Regions from separate parts of the Homo sapiens genome. Here region 1 is linked to region 2. A link is a contact called in ENCODE Hi-C or POLR2A ChIA-PET data. All regions are on one chromosome and are shown on one strand. The core of a region is the stretch at or near the end of the contact, and the rest is flanking DNA. Distances in the headings are between cores, read along the strand shown. Region 1 holds the start of RTTN (rotatin). Region 2 has its middle 39 kb from the start of RTTN.

Region 1 (6,714 bases), core at 353-2,852, 38 kb after region 2:
GAATGGAGAATATCCAGCATGCTAGCAGCAATCTTGCCCTTCCTCTCTTCTTCCCAGAGATAATATGGCCACCTTGAATTTTGTTCTTTTCCCGAATTTGACACACTCCGTCTGGATTCTTGCCTTTGCAAATACAGGTTTCTCCTGCAGGAATTTCCTTACCCAACTTCTTTGTGTGGCAAACTCCTACTTACTCTTTAAGATCCAACTCAAATATCATCACTCTCCTATTGACACACATGAGGAGGCAGCAAGGCACTCTAAATAGAACAAAGAAACATCAGGTCAGCTCCTCAATCTGTCACTTACTAGTTAATGTGACTTTGTGTGGGGGTACTTTTGTGATTCTAAGTTTCCTCTTTGGCAAAATAGGAATGGGAATACAGTAGGCCTTTGCTGTCCACTGGTTGCACACAGAGAATTCAACACACGGGATGGAAAATATTCGGGAAAAAACCCCACAGTTGAAAATAACAATACAACAATTAAAAAATAATATGAATAAAAGTACAGTGTAACAACTATTTACATAGCATTTACAGTGTATTAGGTATTGTAAGCAATCTAGAGATGATTTAAAGCATATAGGAGGATGTGTGTAGGTTATATGCAAATACTACACCATTTTATAAAAGAGACTTAAGCATGGGTGGATTTGGGTATCTGCGGGGGTCCTGGAACCAATTACCTAGGGATACCGAGGGCCCACTTTACCTGCCTTGACATCCCTTTCCCAGGGAACGTGAAATGATCAGACCGAGAAAATGCAAATCATTTTCCAAATGTAATTTTGTTGTTGTTCTTACCGCTGCTTATAATTAAAAAAAAAATAATTTGCTCAGCTCGATCACTGTGCACGGTGCAAAAAATCAACTTTGGTACCATTCAGCAAATCATACCCCCACGTCCCGCCTTTATTTTCCTTTTTTGCAGCCCGGTTTCTCTCTTCTGCTCACTCATACCCGCCCACCCCGCTTTTGTAGCTTGCTTGTTCATATCTGAACTTGGGTATCCAAAGACACTGCTTGACTTTGCAGGTACATTTCACAGTTAAAGAGGGTTCGTCATTTAGTAGTCGGGGATGGGGAGAACTGTCACAAAGCAAAAGTCTACATTCTAAATCGTGAAGTTCTGGGAGCTGAGAATCAGATTGGCAGGGCCAAGAACGAATCCGTCGACGAGCCGGGAGGCGGGGCTCCTGCTGGGGCCTCTGCAGCCCGCGCTGGGTTCCCGAATTCCCGCGCTGTAAGCCGGAACCCCAGGCCAGCGGGCGCCGCGGCGGGCCCGGAGATCGGTGCAGGACGCACGGCCTAGCCAGAACTACAACTCCCGACGTGCGCGGCGGCCAACGCTGGTTCTATCCCTGCTTGTTGCTTTTTTTTTTCCCTCCGCTTCTTGCGACGGAGACTGCTGTCCAGGAAGTGCGCAGTAGTGATTCTAGAGAGGCTGGAAGCTCTCCTGGCGACGCTGGGGCCGCGAAGGGCTCACGTAATGACTCCTACTCCTGGTGAGCGCAGGCGTTGCGGAACTCACCGTCCCACAGGACGTGTTTCCGGGGGTACATTAATTGTGGCTGGACGCAGTGGCGCGGCAGTTTAATTCTCCGGCGGCTGCAGATTGACGGGACGAGATGGTCCTGGCAGGGCTCATCAGGAAACTCGGTAACTGTCAGCTTGCCCCTCGCCCAAGGCACCCCCCGCGCTCTGGCCACTTGCTGAGAATGGTCGTGTCACGTTTCCGCGGCCGGCCGCTCCGCGACCGCTCCCTCTTTCACCCCCGCTTTGTCAGGATAGCCCCCGGGGACCCATCTCGGACTTTGTGTAAACTTCGCGGTTCGCGTCCCGAAGGCACCAGTGGCCTGCTTCTGAAAAAAACTGGTTTATTCCGTCTTCACGCCGCTCCTGCCCACAGCATAAATAACGTAGTCTCTTTGCAGTCGGGAAATAAAATAGTTTTGTGCCGTTCGTTGACAGGTCATCAGCTGGCCGAGATCAGGGAGCGCGCTCTCAAGAGTATTCTCTGCAAGATTGAGCACAACTTAATCTGCTACGCTGATCTCATTCAGGAGAGGCAACTTTTTCTTCATTTGCTGGAATGGTTCAATTTCCCGTCCGTTCCGATGAAGGAAGAGGTTCTGAACCTGTTAAGCAGATTGGTTAAGGTAGGGTCATTTTGAAATAAAGAAAATAATCAGACGAGTGACTTGTTTCTTAGTCATTTAATTGTAGCGTTTATTGAAAGTTAAATAATTGGGGTTAAAAGTTTTTTTAATCAACCAGAGATGTTTAATTTTAATTAATCTGGGTATATGGTTCATCTTTTATTTGTGATACTGAATCCCACATGGTCTCTGCTGTGCTCAGAAGTAACACAGAACTTCTTTTGAGTTTTGGTATGTTCTGTGTTTTTGAGTTATCTTTGGAGGTTAATATTTGTATTCTGTTTTTGTTTTCTGACATTTACATCTTAAAAACTAGATATGTCAGTATGAAAGGGAGCACTTTAAAAATAATGTTACATAACCGTGATTCATAAATACCAATGTTAAGTTGCTTGCCCATATGCTTTTAGATTGGTATTCTTATGCCTACCTCAAGAGTAGTTAGTTATCGGGGTCAGATATCAAAGTGTAAGTTTAACCTTTCAAAACTAAATCACTGTACAATGGTAGAGGAATCTTAAACTACTTTGACATCCTGTTGACCGGTTGGGGCTGGGACCATAAGGTGAGTGTCAGTGGAAAAAAGTAACCCATTAAAAAAATAAGAGTAGGGATTGATAATGTGCATTTCTAGCGTTCAGTGTGTTGGCTCATCTTTCATAAATGTTATCAAGTGTTGGATGTATGTCTCTATAGGTGTATGTGCTCCTCATGGAAGTGCCTTACTTCGGGGCAGAGCCATGAAGGATTTGTTTTTCAGAAAAGGAACATCTGATATACCAAAAATAATTTTATGTTTTGATTGCTGTAAGTTATAGAGATTTTGATACAGTTATTCTCAAGATCATCCTCTTCTTATTTTAGTATCCCCCAGCAGTCCAACATTTGGTTGACGTTGGTGCAGTAGAGTTCTTATCTAAGCTTCGGTCTAATGTGGAGCCAAATCTGCAGGCTGAAATTGATGGCATTCTGGATGGACTTTTTCTTCTTCCTTCGGAAGTTCCTGCACTATCTTCTGCCTCATACCAAACCAATCAAACTGGTAACTCTTTGGAATCTGTTAAATACAAATATATTAATTCTAATGGTAAATTTTAAGGAAAGGGAGATTAGATTTTTTTAAAAAGGATTTCTCCCACCTCCCCCAAACTTATTTTTCTTGTGTTAACTTACATGATTTTGACCTTTTTCCCCTCCTCTACTGTTAGTCAAAGGATGGTACATTTGCATTAATTGCTTTTTGGGTCAGGCCTAAACGATGCCAGTGACTTTGCTTTTATGAGGCCAGTTTGACAGATTATTTTTTTGGCAATAACAATGTATTTTTATTGAGCACATGAGTGCTCATTGTTCTTAGTGCTTTATATTTGTATTTTTGACCTTGTTCGTCATATTGGAGTATAATGATATCTGTCCTAGCTCATGATCTTGTTGTGGGGACCAATCAAAACGACATAATGCAAGTATTTTTATATGCTGCAGTCCATCATGATATACTTGTTAAAATCCAAGTCAAAGAGACATGGATTTAAGTCTCAGTTCTGCTGCTAGTTGTGTGACCTTGGCTAAGGTAATTAACCCTTCCAGGCTTCAGTTTTCTCATTCAAAAACTGGGATAATAAGAAAGAACACCGGGCTGGGCATGGTGGCTCACGCCTGTAATCCCGGCACTTTGGGAAGCCGAGGCAGGTGGTCAGAAGTTCAAGACCAGCCTGACCAACATGGTGCCCCGTCACTACTAAAAATACAATACAAAAATTAGCCGGACATAGTGGCGGGCGCCTGTAATCCCAGCTAGTAGGGAGGCTGAGGCAGGAGAATCACTTGAACCCGGGGGGCGGAGGTTGCAACGGTGAGCTGAGATCACTCCATTGCACTCCAGCCTGGGTGACAGAGCAAGACTCCATCTCGAAAAAAAAAAAAGAACACTTTCTCATAGAATCGTCATGAGATTAGATGAGACAATGTCTGTAAAGTGCTTAGCACAGGGCCCAGCATGTATGAAATGTGGCTGTGTTGGCTGCTGTGCTGCTGCTGTTGTGTTGTTGTTAATGCCTAGTATAGTGCCTTGCACATGGAATGCATTTGAATTGATTTGAAGAAAAACATCTTCATGCAATTTATGTGACTGAGTAGTAAAAGTAAAAAAAAAAAAAAAAAGTTTTGATGCTTAACCTGTTAGACCATATTTTCTTCTCTGCCAGTACTGTTACAGCTTCAGCTGTGGGTACTGCGGTTCACAACAACAATAGCAGCTGTCATTTATTGAGTTTTGTTGTGGGCATTGAATACATTGATTTAAACACATCATCTTGTTAAATCTTAAAGCAGCCTTTTGACTGAGATGTTATTAGTCTTACTCTATAGCTGAGAATAAAAGTATAAAGTAACTTGCCCCACAGTACCAAGTTTTCTAACCTGTAGCAGATGCAGGATTCTAACATTGCTTTATCTGGCTCCCAAACCTGTGATTTTTAACAATATATTTTACAGTTTCGAAGACATCACAAATAAAGTAGAGTCTTACACTGTGAATTTTTAATCTGATTCCTTGCGGGTGAAAGTAGAGGAATGGTTTAGGGCTAAATGTTATTTTTCTTTATTAGTGTTAGGAACTATTGCCATGAAAACTTAAAATTACAAACTATAGTTTTAGCCTTTTCCTCATTTTCATTGCAGCTGAACTGCTGAACATATAATCGCATGTTATAGGGAATTGTAAAGGTATTGAAAGATAATATTTGACTCCTTTGTTTTTGACAACTTTCTTTTTAAGGTATGAATGAAAATTGAAGTGATCAGGAACTATATAATTGGAGTCAAGGGAGAGGGAGATGGATTAGGAAGTAGAGAGGGATAGTCCTTGAATACTTTGTAGCAGATTCTTCGTGTACATTCTAACAAATAACTGTGTTTGGCTAACAGTAAAAGTGAGAGGGAAAAAGCTTCTTAACTGGAAGTGGGCTCAATGTGCACATTTTTTCCTCTTTAGCAAGATAGATCATTCAGAAAAAAAACTGGACTTTTTTTTAATTTTTAAAATGATTCCAATACTTAAGAGAAAACATTACCACTTAAAGAAAGTAAGTTTCACTTTTAGCAAATAAGGAATCGACAATACAGTAATGTTTATTTCCTTTTCAGAATTGTCAAAAAACCCTGAAATCTTAACAGGATATTTTCCCCAAGACAAAAGTAATTTCCAGCAGATGGAAGTGCCGCCACGACCAGTGGGTGTGTATATGTCGGGAAGTAAATCCTGTTGACTTGGGAAGTTGAAAATTAATGTACTTTTTTCGTTATTGTGAAGATGTATTTTTACCAAACTTGAATGTTTCAGCACCAAACTATCATTAAATGTTTTAGTTGTTTCAAGTTAGTTTAGGATATCGAGTAGAAATGATAAAATTTTGTGTTATTCTAACCATATTTGAACAACTGTGTAGATGGATGGTATTAATGGCAGTAGTATGTCGTACTGAATGAACATGAGTTTTTTTTTTTTTTTTTTTTTTTTTTTGAGATGGAGTCTCGCTCTGTCGCCCAGGCTGGAGTGCAGTGGTGGGATCTCGGCTCACTGCAAGCTCCGCCTCCCGGGTTCACGCCATTCTCCTGCCTCAGCCTCCCAAGTAGCTGGGACTACAGGCGCCCGCCACTACGCCCAGCTAATTTTTTGTATTTTTAGTAGAGACGGGGTTTCACCGTTTTTTTTTTAGCCGGGATGGTCTCGATCTCCTGACCTCGTGATCCGCCCGCCTCGGCCTCCCAAAGTGCTGGGATTACAGGCGTGAGCCACCGCGCCCGGCCGAACATGAGTTTTTTGAGGCATTGTGCCCTGCACTACACATGTCATCTCATTTGTTCTCCAGCTTAACGATGGCACCATCTATCCAGTTACGCCAGCCAGAGGCTGAAGATCATTTTAGTTTCTTTTCCCATTTCCTCACCACCCAGTTAATTAAAAAGTTCTGATTTAGAACCCTGTTTCTGGAATCTGGAATCTCATCTCCATCTTTTTGTATCTGGCTGTGTTCAGCCTCAGCTCACATGCCACCTCATCAGAGACCTTCCTGGTGATTCTAGCCAGTGATCACTTCCTATGTGTAGTTTTCTTCCTAACACATTATTTTTTATTATTTTTGTTTTAAGTTTGATAATAGCCGTGAACATTGCATTATTTTCAGTGTCTGGAACAATACCAAAAAATGTATTAGGCACTCAGTATATATTCTTTGAAGGAATGAATGAATCCTCCTGGAGTGTCTTTGAGATTGGTATTATTAGTGACCACATTTTACTAATAAAGACACTGAGATTAGAAAGGTTGAAAACTTTGTCCTTGGTGAGGCAGTTAGGAAGTAGTTAAGTAATCACGTACTTACCATTTTCTTGCCTGCACAGTTAAGTTGAAAAGGATATGTTCAAGAGTATATCTGCTGATGTCACATATTCAAATGAACTCCATTTGGAAGCCTCTGTTATTAAAAAGCTTTCATGGAAACTCACAGGTGGAATAACAAGAAAGAACTGAAAACTTGTTAAGCCATTAGAAT
Region 2 (6,480 bases), core at 2,551-5,050:
ACCATGCCTGGCCCAATAGGCGTTTTTTGAGTGGGTGAGACTCCGTGCTGGGTTCCTGTGAAGGAGCACTGTCCCCTTGCCACATCTCCCCGTCTCCTCTGGGGCTTGGTCTAGTCTAATGAGTTTATATTTAAACAGCAATGTTGACTTACTATTGAAGCATCAGGAGAACACAGAAATAGAAAGCTGGGCATGTATAAATATTCTCATCTCAAAAATGTAAGGTAACATCTATGAACTTCAGACTTGCAAAGTTGGTGTTGATCTCTAGACAGCTCACAGGGCCTTCTGAGATAAGATTTCTGCCATCCTTCTCAGTGCATCAAGCAGAGCCTAAATCACACAGGGTTTTGCAACTCCAGGTGAGGTTGCAGTGAAAGCCTAGAGAACTCCTGGGGAAGAGTGCATTTAGCTCCTTTTCATTTCTAATTGAATTTCAGACTAGGTTTATATTTCTAGAATGGAAATAATTTGCCCTCAAAAGCATGAAAGCTTTGCCCCATTGTCTTCAAGGTATTTGAATTCTCCTTCTGGAAACATATGACCTATTTTTTCCTTGTAGAAACATTTAGAGTCTTCTTTTGTATCTGTGTTATTTTGAAATGTTATAAAGATATTCTTTGATACTTGTCTTTTCCCATTCATTGTGCTGTGCCCTCAACAGGAAATTTTGCTCTGAAAATTCTTACCTTTCAGTTTGGAGAGATATTCTTACATTATGTCTTTGATATTTCTCTTTCAATTTTCTCTGTTCCTTGTTTCTGAAACTCCTACCAAGGAAATTTTTATCTCTTTTCTGACTTTATTTTTGTATCCTTTTTTTTTCCTATTTTGCATCTCTTTGCTTTTTAACCTTATTATTTGAGAGCTGTCCCCAACTTTATCTTCCAATCCTTCTATTGCATGTTTTATTTTTGCTATCATAATATTAATTTCCCAGAGTAGTTTTAGTTATCTGAATGCTCCTATTTTTTTAAGATCAGTTGTTTCATGGAGGAAATTTTTTTTTTTCATAACTTTAAGAATATCTATCTATATATGTATATTTCCTCCTGCTTCCTGAGCTTTCTCTGTCCCTGTGAGTTTCTTTGTTTTGTTCTTTCATGTCTGGGTTTCTTCAAATGTTCAGTGATCCCGCATGGTCTGTTTCTATTTTAAAATGAGGCTCTGAAAGACTAATTTGGAAGCTGTGTGTGTTCAGGCAGCGTTTTTTTTGTATTGTGAGTATCATGTGGGGATATTGTGACAAGGTCTATCTTTACATTTGCTTTTTCTTTCTTGGGTGGTCAGTTTCCTTAGAAAGGAATGAATACGTGGCTGTCTGTGTGTTTGGGAGTGAAACTGGGACACACTTGCCATGATGAAGACTTCCAGTTTTCTCCCTCGTTGCAGTTTAAGAAAAGTGTGCCATCTGTTTCCTGCCAAGAACCTGCCTGATAAGCTTTTGGCTATGCCAGAAATCTCTTGTCCAGAGCCCCTCTGGTTCAGTGTATTCAATGAATAAACCACCAAGTCTTTGCCACAGATTAAGTGAGAAAACAAATGTTCCAAAAAAAGTTGCAGAACAGTATATGCATAATATGATTCACATAATTTAAAATAGTGTGCGTGCATTCCAGTTCCACATGCCTCCTATATGCTTTGTGAAATCAAGTTTATGGGAGGCTATTGTTTTAGACTGAGCTCCTGCACTAGACCCCGACGGACCAGACCAAACCAGAATGGGTCACTTGTGCCAAGTGCCAGGTAATCAAACTGAACTTAGAAATGGGTGTTTCCAAAACAGGAGGAGAATAACAGCAACCAATCCAAAGGGGCCCAGTCCGATGTCCAGCTGCTTCTCCTCTCTCTGTCGGTTGAGTGTGGGGTGGGAGGCGGGGTGGGCCACGGGTAGTTTAGGAAAAGGCAACATTTGAGCAGAAACAGGGATGTAAGTTTTTACCTTGGGCTGTGGTCTTAGGCTTTTTGGCTTGAGTATGGGACTTTGCCAGGGACTCACCTTTTTCTGCCTAGAATTTCTCTGCTGCCTGTCCCTATCCGAAGGAGTACACTCTAAAACAATAATAAAAAAAAAGTATAGTAAATACATAAACAAGTAATGGTCCTTTATTGTCATTATCAAGTATTATGTACTATTCATAATTGTACATGTTATGCTTTTGTACAACCGGCAGCACAGTAGGTTTACACCAGCGTCACCACAAACATGATTAATGCATTGCACTATGACATTAGGACAGCTATGACATCATTAGGCTACAGGAATTTTTCAGCCCCATTATAATCTTATGGGACACCCTGTACTACATCCATTGCTCACCAAAATGTGGTTATGTAATGCATAACTGTACATTCAATTGTTAACAGGATTTAACTCTAGGAAATGGTTGTGGGGTAAAAGAAAGAAACAAAGAACTTCTAATTTTTAATTTTTACAATTCTCTACTCTTCCCCTGAATGACCGTATATAACTTTATAATGTTTCTCACAAACAGCTCCCGGTGTAATTCTGATGCTCAGCTAGACTTGGAATCACTGGCTACTGTCTATTTCTGTGTTCCTCTCTCAGCAGAATATTGGAATTAAAATGATAGCGAAGACTGAATGGCCAAATGATAGGAATTCTACAGAAGTCTTCCTGTATGAGGTTGTGGGAACATGGGTGGTGCACAAAGAAAATGGTCAGCTTGGATTGTTTTTCATTTAATGCATTTTTGGTACAAAAATGTCTCAGTTTTTGTTGTTGCTTGTTTGTTTGACATAGGGTCTCCCTCTGTCACCCAACTTCAAGGACAGTGGCTGGATCACAGCTCACTGCACCCTCGAACACCCTGGCCCAAGCGATCCTCCTGCCTCAACCTCCACAGTAGCTGGGAATACAAGTACATGCTACCACACCCAGTTTATTTTTTAATTTTTAGTAGAGACAGGCTGGTCTTGAATTCTTGGGCTCAAGTGATCCTTCCGCCTCAGCCTCCCAAAGTGCTGGGATTACAGGCATAAGCCACTGTGCCCATCCTGAGTATTTGTTTTATAGAGTACTGTGGACATCCAATAGATATTGATAATTATATCAATACTTTACCTGTGAATCCAAACAAGTAGGACTACATATGGTGCAATATGGCTTTAAGTTAAATAAATGATATTGTCTTAAATGTACCCCCATACTTAAAATAGCCATATGAAAAAATACTGATCTATATTGTTTCTTTTTCATACACACACATACATTACAGAATTTGTTTGTAAAAGCAAAGCACTAATTACCTAACCACCTCAACACAATGACTATTTAAAAATATTTATTTATATTAGATCTCAAAACAAATCTTCTATTGTTCATGTAAGTAAATTTTCTTGAGTTTTTGTCCGATTTTTATAATTCTGAAAACTAGTAATACATTTCACTTTTCTGTACACAGATATTTTTATAAACTGCAATATGTTTGAAAGTATTTTTTCCATTAAATAAAAGAGTAGTATTATGTTTCGAAGTGTCTGCTGTTACTGTTTCCACCCACTAAAAAAACATTCCATTGCTACTGAAAAAAAGTCACTTTTTTCCCTCAAAACGTTGTCAGAAATTCATGCGATAGTCTTTTCTTTTTCTTTTCTTTCTTTCTTTTTTTTTTTTAAATTCTTTGCTAGGGCAAAGGGGAGGGAATATTATGTTGTAGATCATGGCCTTATGTACCCTTGTAGTTAAATTTTGAGAAAAAATAGTTTTGAGTAAACAAACAACTAAAGCATCAACTATTTTATTTGTAACCACAGTTTTAAATCGTGTGTGGATCTTTTGTTTCTGGCTATGGGAAAGGTAAATAGGGCAGTTCCTCTTACAATCATGAGCCAGATTCCATTACATTTTCCTGCTTGTCCAAATAGCGAACGATGTCGTTTGTTGCTGTTCACTGCTAATTATCAGTCTTTCTACAAATTCAAGTAATTGCATTATTTGGAATTCCATGCTCCTTTAAGCCCCGCCAATGTTTTGTTTTGTATTGTAGTGCTCTGCAAATCTGTATAAAGCAATGTATCATTGTTAAATAGAGAAAAAAAGACCTTTCAGAAAGAATTACCCTGAAACTTTTAATACGACTATTTTTTGTTGTTTGTGCCTGGCTCCAGTCTGAATATCAGCGTAAGCATCACACTAATTTGTGAGTTTTTCCATTGTCGGTGAATGGGGTGCCCTCGGATACTTGAGTTTTTCTAAGCCTTTGCTTTCACTCCAACTGTGGGTCCTGCCACGCCCTAGCAACATTTCAACAACAAAGGCACGCCTCTGAAAAGTATGCAGCACGCTCTGTCACTTTTTCCTCCTTGTACAATCTTACCACTGAGCAAATGATGCGCTTGTTGTTTAAGCAATTGGTAAAGCAATGGTGAATAAACAATAATTTCTTGTTTATTCTAATGAAAGAGTAGTTGTTGAAAATGGCTAGCATGGCTATAAATATTCAAATAGGAGTTGTACGTTGCCAAATACCTTCATTTATTTACTGAACATGCCCTTCAAAGAGATTTTTTTTCTTCTTTTTTTTTAATTATACTTAAGTTCTGGGATACATGTGCAGACTATGCAGGTTTCTTACATAGGTATACATGTGCCATGGTGGTTTGTCTCACCCATTAACCCATCATCTACATTAGGTATTTCTCCTAATGCTATGCCTCCCTTTGCCCTCCACCCCCCGACAGGCCCCAGTGTGTGATGTTCCCCTCCCTGTGCCCATATGTTCTCATTGTTCAACTCCCGCTTATGAGTGAGAACATGCAGTGTTTGGTTTTCTGTTCCTGTGTTAGTTTGCTGAGAATGATGGTTTCCAGCTTCATCTATGTCCCTGCAAAGGACATGAACTCATTCTTTTTTATGGCTGCATAGTATTCCATGGTGTATATGTGCCACATTTTCTTTATCCAGTCTATCCTTGATGGGCATTTGCACTGGTTCCAAGACTTTGCTATTGTGAATAGTGCTGCAGTAAAAATACGTGTGCATGTGTCTTTATAGTGGAATGATTTATAATCCTTTGGGTATATACTCAGTAATTGGATTGCTGGGTCAAATAGTATTTCTAGTTCTAGATCCTTGAAGAATTGCCACACTGTCTTCCACAATGATTGAACTAATTTACACTCCCACCAACAGTGTAAAAGTGTTGCTGGAGTGCAGTGGTGTGATCTCAGCTCACTGCAACCTCCGCCTTCTGGTTTCAAGTGATTCTCCTGCCTCAGCCTCCCGAGTAGCTGGAATTACAGGTGTCCGCCACCACATCCAGCTAACTTTTATATTTTTAGTAGAGATGGGGTTTCGCCACGTTGACCAGGCTGGTCTCAAACTCCTGACCTCGTGACCCACCTGCCTCAGCCTCCCAAAGTGCTGGGATTACAGACATGAGCCACCATACCCGGCTGCTTTTTTGTGACAGGATCTCACTCTGTCACCAGGCTGGAGTGCAGTGGCATGATCACAGCTCACTGCAGCCTTGACCACCTCGACCTCCTGAGCTCAATCCATCCTTTTGCCTCAGCCTTCCAAGTAGCTTGGACTACAGATTAGCTAAGCCACCACACTTAGGTAACTTTTAATAGAGACAGGGTCTCCCTGTGTTTCCCACGCTGGTCTTGAACTCCTGGGCTCCAGTGCCCGGCCTGTATCCTGACTTTTTAATGATTGACATTCTAACTGACGTGAGATGGTATCTCACTGTGGTTTTGATTTGCATTTCTCTAATGACCAGTGATGATGAAAGTCTTCCTTTGAAAAGTGTCTGTTCATATCCTTTGCCCACCTTTTGATGGGGTTGTTTTTTTCTTGTAAATTTGTTTAAGTTCCTTGTAGATTCTGGATATTAGCCCTTTGTCAGAAGGATAGATTGCAAACATTTTCTCCCATTCTGTAGGTTGCCTGTTCACCCTGATGATAGTTTCTTTTGCTGTGCAGAAGCTCTTTAGTTTAGTTAGATCCCATTTTTCATTTTTGGCTTTTGTTGCCATTGCTTTTGGTGTTTTAGTAATGAAGTCTTTGTCCATGCCTATATCCTGAATGGTATTGCCCAGGTTTTCTTCTAGGGTTTTTATGGTTTTATGTCTTACATTTAAATCTTTAATTCATCTTGACTTAATTTTTGTATAAGGTGTAAGGAAGGGGTCCAGTTTTAGTTTTCTGCATATGGCTAGCCAGTTTTCCCAACACCATTTATTAAATAGGGAATCCTTTCCCCATTGCTTGTTTTTGTCAGGTTTGTCAAAGATCAGATGGTTGTAGATGTGTGGTGTTATTTCTGAGCCCTCTGTTCTGTTCCATTGGTCTATATATCTGTTTTGGTACCAGTACCAAGCTGTTTTGGATACTATAGCCTTGTAGTATAGTTTGAAGTCAGGTAGCATGATGCCTCCAGCTTCTATATTTTTGCTTAGGATTGTCTTGGCTATACGGGCTCTTTTTTGGTTCCATATGAAATTTAAAGTAGT

Evidence for each region. A loop is a pair of places that touch in the nucleus more often than their neighbours do. ChIA-PET counts read pairs that join two places held with the same protein, here RNA polymerase II (POLR2A). Pooled maps may share reads with other maps.
Region 1: a map of PC-9 shows a loop between it and region 2 (5-fold over the local background). The contact joins the promoter of RTTN here to the enhancer-like site in region 2. A Hi-C loop is called at or near these places in 3 of 168 maps with a recorded cell type or tissue (HepG2, PC-3 and PC-9) and 3 of 50 pooled maps. POLR2A ChIA-PET finds 5 or more read pairs at or near these places in 2 of 52 experiments (H1 and activated CD4-positive, alpha-beta T cell).

What each region holds. Positions count from the first base shown.
Region 1 is chr18:70,200,575-70,207,288 of GRCh38, reverse strand. RTTN (rotatin) reads left to right here and starts at 1,602. Exons shown (of 49, transcript NM_173630.4): 1 at 1,602-1,661; 2 at 1,974-2,161; 3 at 3,026-3,203; 4 at 5,306-5,395. The coding sequence starts at 1,631. LOC105372180 (a long non-coding RNA gene) reads right to left here and starts at 1,500. Exons shown (of 3, transcript XR_935599.3): 1 at 715-1,500; 2 at 195-260. RefSeq lists enhancers at 1,203-1,442, 905-1,534, 1,453-1,562, 1,773-1,902.
Region 2 is chr18:70,241,076-70,247,555 of GRCh38, reverse strand. No RefSeq gene overlaps it. Among named protein-coding and RNA genes, the nearest start is that of RTTN, 39 kb to the right of the region's middle. Within about 2 kb of position 3,800, at least 3 of the 41 ENCODE cell types and tissues checked have a DNase peak (open chromatin) inside an H3K27ac peak, as active enhancers do; they include PC-3 and PC-9, where a contact is called at or near this core.